Regions from separate parts of the Homo sapiens genome. Here region 2 is linked to region 1. A link is a loop called in an ENCODE intact Hi-C map of the cell type or tissue named here. Cell type or tissue: Calu3. All regions are shown on one strand. Links, peaks and the distances in the headings refer to the core of each region. The heading gives the core; the rest is flanking DNA.

Evidence for each region. Hi-C counts contacts between places; a loop is a spot of excess contacts. Peaks named below come from ENCODE experiments on the same cell type or tissue, not always from the same donor. Only the 100,000 strongest peaks of a DNase experiment are listed, where the experiment ranks them.
Region 2: it touches region 1 in a loop (3-fold over the local background); 5 of 110 quality-filtered maps call a loop at or near these places.

Annotation. Positions count from the first base shown.
Region 1 is chr1:218,476,061-218,483,592 of GRCh38, reverse strand. No RefSeq gene overlaps it. Among named protein-coding and RNA genes, the nearest start is that of LINC02869, 30 kb to the left of the region's middle. In Calu3, for the core only: no CTCF peak of the experiment used is centred there; a DNase peak (open chromatin) is centred at 3,320.
Region 2 is chr1:218,393,105-218,400,636 of GRCh38, reverse strand. All of the region lies in intron 1 of TGFB2 (transforming growth factor beta 2), which reads right to left. Among named protein-coding and RNA genes, the nearest start is that of TGFB2-OT1, 46 kb to the left of the region's middle. In Calu3, for the core only: no CTCF peak of the experiment used is centred there; a DNase peak (open chromatin) is centred at 2,686.

The DNA of each region.
Region 1 (7,532 bases), core at 1,928-4,427:
ACAAAGATCAAGTGAAAATGGGATCATCAGAGAGAAAGAAGAAATATCCATGGAAGTGGATAATAAAAACCACTGGGAGGCAGAGTCGCATTCATACACAGTCAATAAACTGAACCTCCTTTCTTGTCTCCAACACTAATCTGGTTATTCTCTTTTGTCCTTGACTGAACTTCAATTCTCTAACAGCTCCTGAAAGTTGATGATTATGCTGTTATCCACCTCGCCAGCCCATCCTCCTAAGTTACAAAGTACATTTTATTTCTTTATTCCTGTTTTTTTTTGAGATGGAGTCCTGCTCTGTTGCCCAGGTTGGAGTGCAATGGCTCACTGCAATCTCCACCTCCTGAGTTCAAGCACTTCTCCTGCCTCGGCCTCCCGAGTAGCTGGGATTACAGGCATGCGCCACCATGCCCAGCTAATTGTTGTATTGTTAGTGGAGACGGGGTTTCACCATGTTGGCCAGGCTGGTCTCGGACTCCTGACCCCAAGTGATCAGCCCACCTCAGCCTCCCAAAATGCTAGGATTACAGGCGTGAGCCACCGCACCTGGCCAACAAAGTACATTTGATTTCTGACTGTGTATATGGAACACTGACTAGAGGTCCTTGGACACTTGTTCTCACTCAGCCTTATGCCACAAAGTATTACGTGGATCTACAGATGTTCACCATGAAATAATAGAGTTGCATCACTGCGTTAAAGAATTTCCAAAAGATGCCAAAAGGAAGCAGAATTTCTTCCTCTTGGGGCCTTCTTGCATCACAGTGTGTACTTCAGGAATTAAAATAGAAGCTTTGTTGATTGAAAACTAAAAACCAGCCAAAAGGAAATAGTGCCTTTGTACTGTGACTTTTCTGGATCATAAAATACTCTTCGTTACTCATTACTATAAAACAGAGGCATTTCTGTTGTTAGTGTTGAAGAATTATGTACCTATCATCCAAAATATATTATTGACCTTCATTTATTCAATGGAAAAAGTGCCTTTCTTTTTTCTGCTGCTTTAAATTCTACCTTCCATTATCCCATACTTCCACTCTTCCTCCTCTCTGTGTTAATATATACAGCATAGACAGAAATGACTATCAAATAGAGTATAAAGTGATAAAATAAATTTGGGGCCGGGTGCAGTGGCTCACACCTGTAATCCCAGCACTTTGGAAGGCTGAGTCAGGTGGATCACAAGGTCAGGAAATCAAGACCATCTTGGCCAACATAGTGAAACCCCATCTTTACTAAAATACAAAAAAAAAAAAAAAAAAAATAGCTGGGCGTGGTGTCACGTGCCTGTAATCCCAGCTACTTGGGAGGCTGAGGCAGGGGAATCGCTTGAACCCCAGAGGCGGAAGTTGCAGTGAGCTGAGATCATGCCACTGCATTCCAGCCAGGTGAAAGAGCAAGACTCCATCTCAAAAAATAAAATAAATAAATAAATAAATTCGGACTAGGCACAGTGGCTCACACCTGTCATCCCAGCATTTTGGGAGGACAAGGCAAGCAGATCATGAGGTCAGGAGTTCGAAACCAGCCTGGCCAATGTGGTGAAACCCCATTTCTACTAAAAATACAAACATTAGCCCAGCGTGGTGGTGTGCACCTGTAGTCCCAGCTACTTGGGAGGCTGAGGCAGAAGAATCGCTTGAACCCAGAAGGCAGAAGTTGCAGTGAGCCGAGATCGCACCACTGCACTTCAGCCTGGGGGACAGAGCAAGACTCCATCTCAAAATAAATAATAGATAAATAAATAAATAAATAAATACATAAATACATAAATAAAATAAATTCATTTAAAAGTGTTTAAATGAGATCCACATATCTGCATATAAACCCATGTAGGCAAATACTCAAGCTAATTATGTAGTCTCATGGTTAAATTCTTCTTCCTTTAGTCATTAGATAAAGAAACTTATTTAGAGAGAAACCAGAAAAACTAACAATGGTACAGTAGCAGCTAGGCAGTTGAAGAGCCAGGAAAGGAATACGGGAGCCCTCCCTGCTTATCCTATTTAATTATTTCCCCACACTGTCCCCTTCAGAGCAATGATAACACCCAACCTTTCTTGGAAAGCACCACATTTTTCGGGCTATGTTTCTTTTGGAATTGTTCTGGAGACAACAACATGATTAAAATTTGAGGCAAGGGACAGACACAATATCTATCTGGTTGCTATTAGTGTTTTGGAAACTCCAAATGAAATACCGCTAGTTAGCAACTAGAGATGTTGATCAAACAATAGTTCCCCAGCCAACATAAAAACTAGTTGTATCCAGATGACTTTGCTCTCAAGCATTGGAATTTTGGGGCATGTGGGTAAAGCTTGGCTAATTATGATACTGACCACAGTAAAGCACACATATGTATGGCAAAACACTCATATATTGAATTTATGGCATGCCAGAGATAGCCATTCCATATGACACTACCAGCTTTATAAACCAAAACAACTTTGTCCCAATGTAGTAAACTGTTAGAGTTCGTGATAAATCATTGAACAATTAATCTATCTCACAGCCTGTCTTGCACTCCATTTTACAAACTGAGAATATACTTCAGGACTGAAAATATGGGAAAGCATTCAGATATGAATTGCTGAAATAACTACAAGGAAATCTCATTGCACACCATACAAGTTATGTTGACATGGAAGAATATCTCCCCATCAGTCTGAGTAAACTATTACATAACAGCTAAGCTATAATAAAATCCTGATTCCAAATCAAATAAGTCTCCCAGACTTCTAAAATGAGTCACCAACAGCTTTATAAACATACAAAATACTTGACAAGGAAGTCTCTGATAATTTTTCAGTAATTATGTCTGCAAATTGTTCCTTGCTGACATCATCATTAGAAATGGTTTCCCATAAGCTTGTATTGCCTCTTCACATCTGTTCATTAATCACTAATGCTTTGAATATTTCTATCATTATTAGGTAATTCACAGGGTTTACATGATTCCGCAGCACTCTTCTCAGTGGAATTTTTAATTAGTGGAATCAGTGTGATCAAAGCTGATATAATTATGGTCTCATGTTCCTTGCAGTATTTTTAGTGCAGATTCATGATGCTGACAAACCTTAATCCTAAAACAATATTTCAGAAACAAAGATGACACAGTTTCTAAACATCTTGAAAAAAAGTGCAAGGGAGAGAGAGGGGACAGAGTTGAGGGGTCACTAAGTTGACATATTTCGTGTTTAAAGACATTTCAAAGCACTGGCGTCATCTTTCTTTGTGTTGGACATGAGATTTGAAGTCCTGCTCTGACATGTGATTCACAAACCAGCCCTGAGCCAAGTATGAGTGTCAGATGCTGGGTTCTGCATACTGTATTGTCTGGCAATGAGTGTAGGAGAGAGGAAGAGCTAGCTACGCAAAGCAGTCCTGCTGCTCTAGAATAAAGAAAGAGCAGTCCCAGCCTGGCCACATGGGTTTATCCCTCAAAGGAGGGCAACACAGCAGAAAATGTAAGTCTTAGACCTGGGAAAGTTGTTGGGGACAAGAGGATTCCTTGGCCTAAACTATGCCATTATAATGGATGTGACCCAGAATAAACTAAGTCCTTGATCTCTCTGTAACTGTATTCATCCAGTGATAAACACTGGCTCCCTGGAAGCCTGAGAAAGCACAATATTTAGAGGAGTTCAAAATGTGTCTAAATGGAATTTGGATTTCTCCCTAAATGACCTGCGTGGTGGGCATGCCAGAAGCTTGCCACTGGAATGCCACTGGAATGAAGATGGTTGAACAAGCAAAGGAATAAGCACAGTACTTCCTGTTGAAAACAAAATTGCTATCTTTGTCAGGCCTGAAGCCTTCAGTTTAATACATAAAATAAATACTTGGGAAAGAGAAGATGTTTTCTATGGGAAAATGGAAGTTCTGAGGGTAAGATTTAGGTTAATACAAAATAAAAGCTTTCTATCATTAGAGCTATCCAACATTGTTGGATAGGGTTGACAAGCAAAGTAACAAGTATTTCACAACAGGAAGCTTTCCAGTGGAAACTGTGTGTGTGTGTCAAATAAGCAATTCATTTATTAATTTATTCACTCATAACACATTATTTATGAAGTGCTTATTAAGTAATCATAGGGTACAGAGAATGCAAAGATTGATAAAAATATAGCCCCTAACATAACATAGCCCAGGAGTTCACAAAACAATAGATGAGACACACACCAAAGCAGAATATTAAAACAATATAGTCAATAATAAGCTAACAAAATGACCCAGCTTTGGGACACACATAAGACCTGACTTCAAAAGGAGCTAGAGAAATAGACTGTATTCTTCCACTGGGCTTCTGAGTGGTTGATTTTCTGTGCTTCCAAAAAGACAGAGCTTCAGACCCATTGGTCATGTTAGTAGAAACTGATGCCCATCTCTTTAACTTGAAGAGAATCAGCAAGTTGGAATAATAGAAAGAGAATAGTAGAACAACCAGTGCTGCCAATAAAAGTGAATTGGTAGGGGAGAAAAAGATAAAGAAAATAGAAAGTGGTATTGGTAGACTCTTGGAAATCATGGTTTCCATAGCAAAAAGTTTGCTTTCTCTCTGCCTCTGACCCAGGAAATAAACACTTTCTCATGACCCTAATTACAGGATACTTCGAACTGTAGAAATTTGCAATGACAGGAAAATACACACACACACACCTGTTTCCATAAACTAACCATGGAAACTATTTAAAAACTGATAGTCATATAACCTATACCAGAATGTGTGACAATAACTTTTATACCCAAAGCATAGAATAAATATCAATAGAAAATAATTTATGCTGAAATAGAGTGAAAACTATTTATTTTATATAAGATCCCTGAGATAAGAAACCAAAAGCTGAGAACCATGAACCATTAGCAATTGTTTTGAGGAACTATGAAGAATATGAAAGGTGACAGAACACTGGAGAAGAAAAAATGTGGTTCCAGACCAAGCCCACCATGAGGTTCACGAATTAAGCAAGAAATAGGAACTTATTTCCTGTTCTGACAACTGAGAACTTTGACTGTTTGGGAAGGACAGTTGACAAGGTGAGTCATGATGTCCTTGTGGAGAAGATGAAGAAATGTGGGCTGAGATGACCAGTCCATGGGTGACTTTGTAACTGGTCGAATGACTGTATCCTAAGTGGGATGACTATGGAGGGCATTTAACATAGAAGAATTCTCAGAGTGAGCCATGGATGGCTCTTCCTCTGTCTTATGCCTTATCTCAGTCAACGTGTTTACCACTGAATTAAACGAGAATCCTGACAGTGTGTTGACTACATAGATACATAGAAAACAATAAGCTGAGAGGGATACCTGATTAGTTAGTTGAAAGAATTCTGTTCCAAAAGAAGCTTTGTCACTCTGGAGCAATGGGTATAATAGCTCTGAGTAGAAAATTCTGTAGCTGATCTAAAAATTCCAATTTCAAAAGTAAGCCAGGGTGAAATGAGATTCAAGAAGAGAATACTTGAAAGTAACGAGAGTTATATCACAATATACTGCCACTACTGAAAGCTATTATAATATGACATTTTCTGTAGTATTAAAAATATGATTGAGAAAGTAGAACAAAGACTAAGGTAGAAATGGAAAGTATGGTATGCAGGCTTTAGTGCAACACAAGGAAGAACTTTCCGATATTGAGAACTGTTTAACACCGTAATGGGTTTCTGGAGGAAAATCAGAGAGTACTGGAGTGAATTCTTCCTCTGTGACTATATAAAACTGTCTTGTCCAGTACAGTGTCCACTAACCACATATGGCTAGTTAGCACCTGAATTATGGCTGGTACCAATTGAGATGTACTTTAGTTGTAAAATACACTCTGAATTTTGAAGACTTGGTATGAAAAAGAGAAATATAAGGTATCTCACCGATGGCTGGGCACAGTGGCTCACGCCTGTAATCCCAGCACTTTGGGAGTCCAAGGCGGGCAGATCACGATGTCAGGAGATCGAGACCATCCTGGCCAACATGGTGAAACCCCGTCTCTACTAAAAATACAAATATTAGCTGGGCGTGGTGGCACGTGCCTGTAATCCCAGCTACTCAGGAGGCTGAGGCAGGAGAATCACTTGAACCCAGTTGGCAGAGGTTGCAGTGAGCCAAGATCGCACCACTGCACTCCAGCCTGGTGACAGAGTGAGACTCCATCTCAAAAAAAAAAAAAAAAAAAAAAAAAAAAGTGTCTTTGCTGATATGGTTTGGCTCTATGTCCCCAACCAAATCTCATCTGGAATTGTAATCCCCATGTGTCAGGGGCGAGACCTGGTGGGAGGTGATTGGATTATGGGGGCAGTTTCCCCCATGCTGTTCTTGTGACAGTGAGTTCGTTCTCAGGAGATCTGATGGTTTAAAAGTATGCAGTGGCTCCCCCTTATCTCTCTCTCTCTCCTGCTCTGCCATAGTAAAGAACTGTTTGCTTCCCCTTCTGCTATGATTATGTTTCCCGAGGCCTTCCAACCATGCTTCCTATTAGGCCTGCAGAAATGCCAGTCAATTAAACCTCTTTTCTTCATAAAATTACCCAGTCTCAGGTAGTTCTTTATAGCAACGTGAGAACAAAATAATACACTCATTAATTCTTATAATGATCACATGCTGAAGTAGTAATCGTTTGAACATATTGAGGTAAATATAGTATTAAAATCAATTTCACCTATGTCTGATTACTTATTTAACATGACTACTAGAAAATTTAAAATTACATATGTGGTTTGCTTTTTTGGCTCACATTCTATCTCTAGTGAACAGTTAGTAAAAGAGGCTAGACAATTCTAGATAGTTTGGGATGGGAGTTACATGCTGGATAAGGACTTGTCTCAGTCTCTAAGTCCCCTTCAGATTTCAAATTTTATGCTGTAGGTTAAAGAACTGCTAATAGAAGCTGCAAAACAATTAATATCTTCTTTGTTAAATCCAAATGCCTTTCTAGCAACTAACATTTGTTGGTTTAAGAGTCCTGCTCAAGTTAAGACCATTTGTGGAAGAAGCTAAATAGCAATGACTCATTACAAAAGTGTCTCTGGACTCATGGTATTTTCTAACAGGATCATCATGTTGATCAGCCGTCACGTTGATATCTGTTGACACAGAATCTCAAACTAACAAATGACTAGCCTTTAAAATAGACACCAATAATAATCGTATTCAAGAATTTTCTAATTTTTGTTTCCTACAGTATCTTATAAAGATGATATTTAGGAGTTTAATAAATAATTTTAAAAGTTGCTGAAAATACCAAAATAACTCAATATCAAATATTTATTCTATGTGTTAAGGAAAATTGAGAAGGCAAGTACAGTCTATGTTCCTAAAATCTTTTTAATGGGTGTTCTTCACATTTCAAGACTGAATTGTTTATCTCCTTAACCAGGTTATTATAATCACCTTCAACTTAGTGTGTAAGTTCCTCATATATGAAGTGTGAGCTTTGTACAATAAGAGATCTGTTAGGCACCAGATAGATGCTTGCTATGTATAGAGATTATAATAAAGTTAAGTATTTGGGAATAAGAAGTTCATTTTCAGAGACA
Region 2 (7,532 bases), core at 1,710-4,209, 83 kb after region 1:
GGTGACATGAATGAGTTCTTTAATGGGTGATTTCTGAGATTTTCATGCACCCTCTTAATCCAGGTACCAAGCACATCCCAGTGCAGAGTTTGCAACCCTATGGGTTGAAGTGGCAGTCCCATGGGAAGGGAGATACCTGGCTCAATGTGTTATCAATCTTGTGGGCTTGTGGCAGGGGGACCCCAGCAGCTGCTGGACTACATGTTCCAAGTTTTAGGGCAAGGGTCTCAGGTCCCCATGAAAGTCTCCTGTCACTCTGGGAGCATCCCCATGCCCAAGTGAGCACAATATCAAACAGCACATAAAAAAACACCGTGACAGTTGGAGAGCGAGAGAGACAGAGAGAGGGAGACCATGGAACAAAGGAAAAAGTTTTATATTTTAGCATCTTCAATAGTACTCCTTTTCTTTTTTTTTTTGAACAAGAGACCCCATATTTTCATATTGAAAAAGGATTCTGCAAATTTTGTAGCTAGCCCTGCCGAAGCCTCATATAGTTATAGGATTCTTAAGTACTAAAGGACCTTCAAGGCTATCTGAATTCTAATCCAGTTAAGAATGAACTGGTTGAACTGAATCAACCAGTTCCTAGTTTTGTGGCAACAGGGATATTATCTGGCTTTTCTGAGCCTGTTTCTTCATCTATATAATGAAGTAAATAATTTTCTACCTCATATGTATTGGGTCATATTGTCAGGATTCTATAAGTAAGCAGATGGAAAGTTGGAGCGCTGGGTCTAGCACAAATTTCCACACAGTTTCCTCCCTGCCTCCCTTCCCATACCGTAACAGAACTGCCAGGTGGTCAGTGGGCCTTTCATGAATGCCCCCGAGAGACAGTGCTCTGATAGCCTGACAGACCAAATTAGAAGAGGAGAGAAAGAACAGGAGGAGCTAAGTGTCCTGGGGCAGTTTATACATGACGCTATATACTCTAATTCCTTTCCACTGAGTAGGGAGCAATTCCAGTCCCCAAAGTTCTCACAGACTCCCCACCACTATCCTTTAACATTTCACCTGTTTTACTATAAACCTGACCATCAGAAAAGGTGACAAGAGAAATCCTAACTTTCCACTAAACAGCTCTGCATCAAGCAATTTCACCTTTCACTACAATGTTCATATTAGGACTATTTTTATTAAAAAGTTTAATTGACATTGGTACAATACTATTAACTAGGCTTGGATTTCTTCGGTTTTTATATGTACTAATTTTTTTTAATTTTTAATTTTTGTGGCTACCTAGTAAGGGTGTATATATTCATGTGATACATGAAATACTTCGATACAGGCATGCAATGCCTAATAATCACATCATGGTAAATGGGTTATCCATCCCCTTTGAAAACGTACTACAGTTGTGATCATCATTAGGAGAAGCTGTTGAAGGGTATATAGGAACTCTCTGTACTATTTTTGCAATTTCTTGTGAGTCTAAAATTGTTTCAGGCCTGGCACAGTGGCTCATGCCTAAAATCCCAGCACTCTGGGAGGCCAAAGTGGGAGGATTGGTTAAGGCTAGGAGTTTGAGACCAGCCTGGGCAACAAAGCAAGACAAGACCCCATTTCTATTAAAAAATAAAAAATTAGCTGGGTGATGTGGCATGTGCCTGTAACTCCCACCTACTTGGGAGGCTGAGGTGGGAGGATCACTTGAGCCTGAGAGGGTGAGACTACAGTGAGCCATGACTGAGTCACTGCACTGAAGCCTGGGCAACAGAGTGAGACCTGTCTCTAAAAAAAATTAAAATAATCCAGGCACAGTGGCTCACGCCTGTAATCCCACCACTGTGGGAGGCTGAGGCAGGCAGATCGCGAGGTCAAGAGATCAAGACCATCCTGGCCACATGGTGAAACCCCGTCTCTACTAAAAATACAAAAATTAGCTGGGCGTGGTGGCAGGCGTCTATAGCCCCAGCTACTCGGGAGGCTGAGATAGGAGAATCGCTTGAACCCGGGAGGCAGAGGTTGCAGCGAGCCGAGATTGCACCACTGCACTCCAGCCTGGTGACGGAGAAAGACTCCAACTCAAAAAATAAAATAAAAAATAAATAAATAAAATAAAATAAAATAAAATAATTTCAAAATAAAGTTAAAGGTTAATAAAAAAACAAAACTGAATAAAGGTCTTACAATGTCACTCATATGTGATGAGCTCTGAAACAGAATGTAGATTTGAGGCTTGCAAGAAGTCCCCCAATGATGTCTAGGGTTCAGCCCTTCAGGAGGGCAATGCTTCAGCCATCTATCTATTGTTTATTCCCTCTTAGATTGGTTACACCACAAAACTGGCAGGAAGAAAGTGCGTGAATGTTGAAATGCTTGGGTCAAGAACCTATAGGTATTTGCTGTATTTGCTAAAGCAGTGGTTCTTAAAGTGAGGCTCCCAGCCCACGGCATCAGCCTTGCCTAGGAATCCGTGATAAATGTGAATCATCCAGGAAAGTCTGATGGCACCATTTCATCAAAGTTTGAGAACCAATGTGTGACTACATACTGGTTGACTCCTAGCTGGTGAAACCAGTCCTAGTTAACAATTAAAAGCAGATTGATAAAGTCCGGGGAAAAGAAGAAGGAGGCTTTAGTGTTTAATATCAGCTTTCTTGGAGTCAGCACTGACCACAATTGTCAAGGACAGACAAGCACTGGTCTCAGTGTCCTCGTGGGGGATTTTCCAAGATAAGCCAGAAAGGTCAGTAGTTCAAAGTGAAACACAGAAGGTGTGGGTATGAACGGAATTGGTAGTGGCCTGGAGGTTTTGTTTATCCTCCTGCCTGAGGTACTCACCGATTACCTCAACATCAAGTCCAAGCTAGTCCCCCTCCTAGAGGCAAAGCTAAACGAGGCTTACAAAGCAGCACAGGTTCCTGCTCATTGCAGTGGATATATGGATCCTATATAACAGTCTTTCTTAAAGAGTATGGATGGTGGTCTGCATTTTAGCAAACTCCTTGAGCAATTCCTATGTACCCTAACATTTCAGAACTGCTGAAATATACGACAGAAGAAAAGAAATCTACAAAGAAATACAGAAAGACAAAGGAGCACCTAAACTTTTTTTTTTTTTTTTTTTGAGACGGAGTCTCGCTCTGTTGCACAGGTTGGAGTGCAGTGGCGCGATCTCGGCTCACTGCAAGCTCAGCCTCCCGGGTTCACGCCATTCTCCTGCCTCAGCCTCCCGAGTAGCTGGGACTACAGGCACCCACCACCATGCCCGGCTAATTTTTTGTATTTTTTAGTAGAGACGGGGTTTCACCGTGTTAGCCAGGATGGTCTCAATCTCTTGACCTCGTGATCCGCCTGCCTTAGCCTCCCAAAGTGCTGGGATTACAGGCATAAGCCACCGCGCCCGGCCTTTTTTTTTTTTTTTAGATGGAGTCTTGCTCTGTGGCCCAGGCTGGAGTGTAATGGCGCAATCTCAGCTCACTGCAACCTCCGCCTCTTGGGTTCACGCAACTCACCTGTCTCAGCCTCCTGAGTAGCTGGGATTACAGGCGCCTGCCACCACGCCTGGCTAATTTTTTGTATTTTTAGTAGAGACGGGATTTCACCATGTTGGCCAGGCTGGTCTCAAACTCCTGACCTCAGGTGATCCACTGCCTCCGCCTCCCAAAGTGCTGGGATTACAGGCGTGAGCCACTGCACCTGGCTCAAGCACCTAAACTTTGGATCAGGCTTTATACCTAGAAAAAAAGAGTAAGACAGAGAAAAGAGGAAGAGTTCTAAAGCTCTTAAACTGGAAAAATAGGATTCCTCTATGATTTGCAGTAGTAGTCTGCCTTGACTGCACATTTTAATCAACGGAGGAACTTGAAAATCTTGATGCCTGGGTTGAAGTCCCTAAAAGTCTAGTTAATTGACTGGGGTGGACTTAGTTTTAAGTTCCTCAGATGATTTTAAATGTACAGCCAGGATCAGCACCCCTCACTGAAAGAAACTGGTAGTACTCAGACTGAAGAAGGGAAGACTTAGGGATATCAAATCTCAAGGGATTTCAAAGATTTCAGGGACTTACTTTCTATATAGCCAAGGAGCCACAGTTTGACTCAATATAAAAATAATTTTCTAAAAATTTAGAAGATTAAAAAAAAAAAAGAAACCAAACAACTCACTCTCTTTCAAGGTTGTGAGAGATCACACCTCACTGGCCTCCCTGGAAGAACCTGTGTACTCACAAGGCGCAGTCTGTCCCAAAAGATGCAGTGGGGCTTCCTGAATATGGTGGCAGGGTGAGCTAGATGGCCTGGCAGCCCACTTCCAGTTCTGCCATTACATCATGCTCTCCACCGATGGAGCCTCCAAAAATTGTTTTTCTTCCCTAAATTCCACTATGTTAGTTAGATATTTGTTTACTCACCCCCTGCATCAAAATCACCTGATAGGCTTATTAATATGCTTGTTACTTGGTTCCATATTAGATCTACTGGGTGAATAGTAGGCAATTCTTTTTTACACTCAAGTTTGAGAACTTCTGCCCTAGACTATGATGGTCTAACCACAATGCACTTGACCAGGCTTCCCTTCTGGTTACTCAGCGTCATGAACTAGCTAGAGAGGAATGAAAAATGTCCATCCTACCTTTCCTACTCCAAAAAGAATGACCTGATTTCACTGCAGGCTCAGAATTCTATTTTATGTCCCCTTCTCATTTTATAATACCTTTACTAACTTCATCACTGCAAAGGCCATTTTTTAATCCCCATTTCACAGATAAAGAAATCAAGGCCTGGCGCGGTGGCTCACACCTGTAATCCCAGCACTTTGGGAGGCCGAGGTGGGTGGATCACGAGGTCAGGAGATCGAGACCATCCTGGCTAACATGGTGAAATCCCGTCTCTACTAAAAATACAAAACAAAATTAGCCAGGTGTGGTGGCAGACGCCTGTAGTCCCAGCTACTCTGGAGGCTGAGGCAGGAGAATGGTGTGAACCCAGGAGGCAGAGCTTGCAGTGAGCCGAGATTGCGCCACTGCACTCCAGCCTGGGCGACAGAGCGAGACTCCATCTCAACAAAAAAAAAAAAAAAGAAAAAGAAAAGAAAATAAATCAAGAGTGAGGAAAGTAAAATAACTTTGGGCTAAAGTCGAAGTGAGGCTAGCCTTTGAATCCAAAGCTTTTCAGTATAATATCCTGCCTTCTGTGCAAAGGAGTCCTGAGTTGAAGGTATGACTACCACGCCAGGCAGAAACACCAACACATGCAATGGAGCGTGGTGGCAACAAAATACAAATAAAATAACAAGGCAGCAGCTCCTCCTCCACTAGAGATAAGTTTGACCTTGAAGTAAAGCTTGAAAAACTTTAATGCAAGGCCATAGTATTTTCACGGATACTCCCTAAGAGAACGCACCTGATGTGGAGACCTGGGGGCTCACCCAGTGTGAAAGTTTCCCAGTGAGAAGCACTTTACTAATACCAGTATTGCCCAGGGTCTTTCAGATCCCCATACATTGGTGCCTAGTGCTGCTGTTCTCAGTGGTATCCCCTGGCTCTTATTCACAAGCCCACAGAATGAAGAGAACAAACCCCCTCATTTCCCTTTCCAGAAATGACTGCACTTTTCCTGCAGCTCAGCAGTGACTGGTGTGGACTTCTGACATGCTTAATGAATGTGTAGTGGCCCCTCATTCCTGACATCCCCAGCTTTGAAGGAAGTAGTTTGGGGTTCATTAGCCATTCCCCAGAGTGTGGCAAGACAAGCAACCCACCGAGTGGTTGGAGGGCAATAAACTAGCTACTATTTGTGTGTGCACAGACACAGCCAGCAAGAAACCAAGACAATTGTGTTTTGGGGTTTTCTGAAATTTGTCTTGGCACACTGGATATGGATTTTATTTCACTACCACATCCCAAACACTGCTGACGTTCAAGTCACAGCAATTTAACATAAAATGACTAAGAAATAAACAGCGCATCAGCGGTGGTTTCTGATTTTCTCTCCGGCCATCCCACCTATTACATGTAACACAGCACCAGAGCATCTGCTATGTAAAGACAGAGTCTCCGAGAGGGGGATGATATCAGACTTGACGAGCTGTTGGCAATGGTGAGTCTAATTGTGTCGGCATCAGCTTACGTGACTTGGCCTTCATCTAACTGCTATTTGAGACTGTGCGTACTGTCAGCATGAGTGTTTGGGCTCCTTCTTACACTGCGCAAAAAAAAAGTAAAATAACAGTGGTGCCGGCCCATGGTGTTTAGTTTTCTTGAACTGTGTCAGACATGGGGTTTCCAGTTTCTATTCCAAAGTTTCCATCATCCTCATAAAACCCCACCTACACGGAGACACCTATTTCACTTCAGTTCCTCTACATTCCTCATCAGGCTCAGGGTTGTGCAGGCAGTTTGTGTAGGGTGTACTGGGTGTTAGCAGTAAAAGCATTGGGTGCTGAAAGGGCAGGCCAACTGTTGATGTTAAGAGGCCAATGCCGGCCGGGTGCGGTGGCTTACGCCTATAATCCAAGCACTTTGGGAGGCCGAGGCGGGCGGATCACGAGGTCAGGAGATCGAGACCATCCTGGCTAACGCAGTGAAACCCCGTCTCTACTAAAAATACAAAAAAAAATTAGCCAGGCATGGTGGTGGGCACCTGTAATCCCAGCTACTCGGGAGGCTGAGGCAGGAGAATGGCGTTAACCCGGGAGGTGGAGCTTGCAGTGAGCCGAGATTGCGCCACTGGACTCCAGCCTGGGCGACAGAGCAAGGCTCTGTCTAAAAAAAAAAAAAAAAGAGGCCGATGCCTAACGTAGAGGAGTCTCAGAGCCCATGAGCATGAAGAGTATGGCTGCACCCACGTTTGTGGGCAGGTAAACCGTGAATGTGATATGTCCCTTCCCAATGGCCTCATCGGGGCAGGTGGTCCTCACAGCTGGAACAGGCCACTGAAGCAGCTCTTCTCTGCCATAATCTCATCCCTTAAAGCAGATAACTTTATTTTTTTCTTTTTCTCTCTCCCTTCCTATCTTTTCTACTTCCTTTGCTCCATTTTCTTTCTCTCCTCTTTTTCTCACTTCCCTTCAATCTGTGCTTTTGTTTGCTGTGATATCCAGGGAGCAAAATAGTCATCTTTTTGGTTCTTTCATGGCTTTTAATGAGGCCAGTGAGCCCATGACACAGATAACCATATACCATTCTAGAATGCAGTAAAGGCTTCAAACAAGATCAGTAGAAGGAAGCCGGCCTGTGTTGATTCCTTTAATGAATTAAACTTGGAAATTTAGGATCTCATCCTTAACCTTTTAATAGATTAGAAGCACATTTTATTTTGATCTCTTTTACAGATTAAGAAACTGAAGGGTAAAATCTTTGCAGGATGACACCAAGCATTGGCAAAATAGGACTTAAACCACACAGCCCTGGACATCCTTGCTCAGCATTGGACATTCTTGCTCATCCCTGCAAAGAAAGCACTCTTATCCCACAACAAATAAACGCCAACATTCCCCTTTCCAGAAACGAATGCACTTTCCCCTGCAGCTCTGTAATGACTAGTATGGACTTTTGACATGCTTAATGGGTGTAGCGGGTCATTATT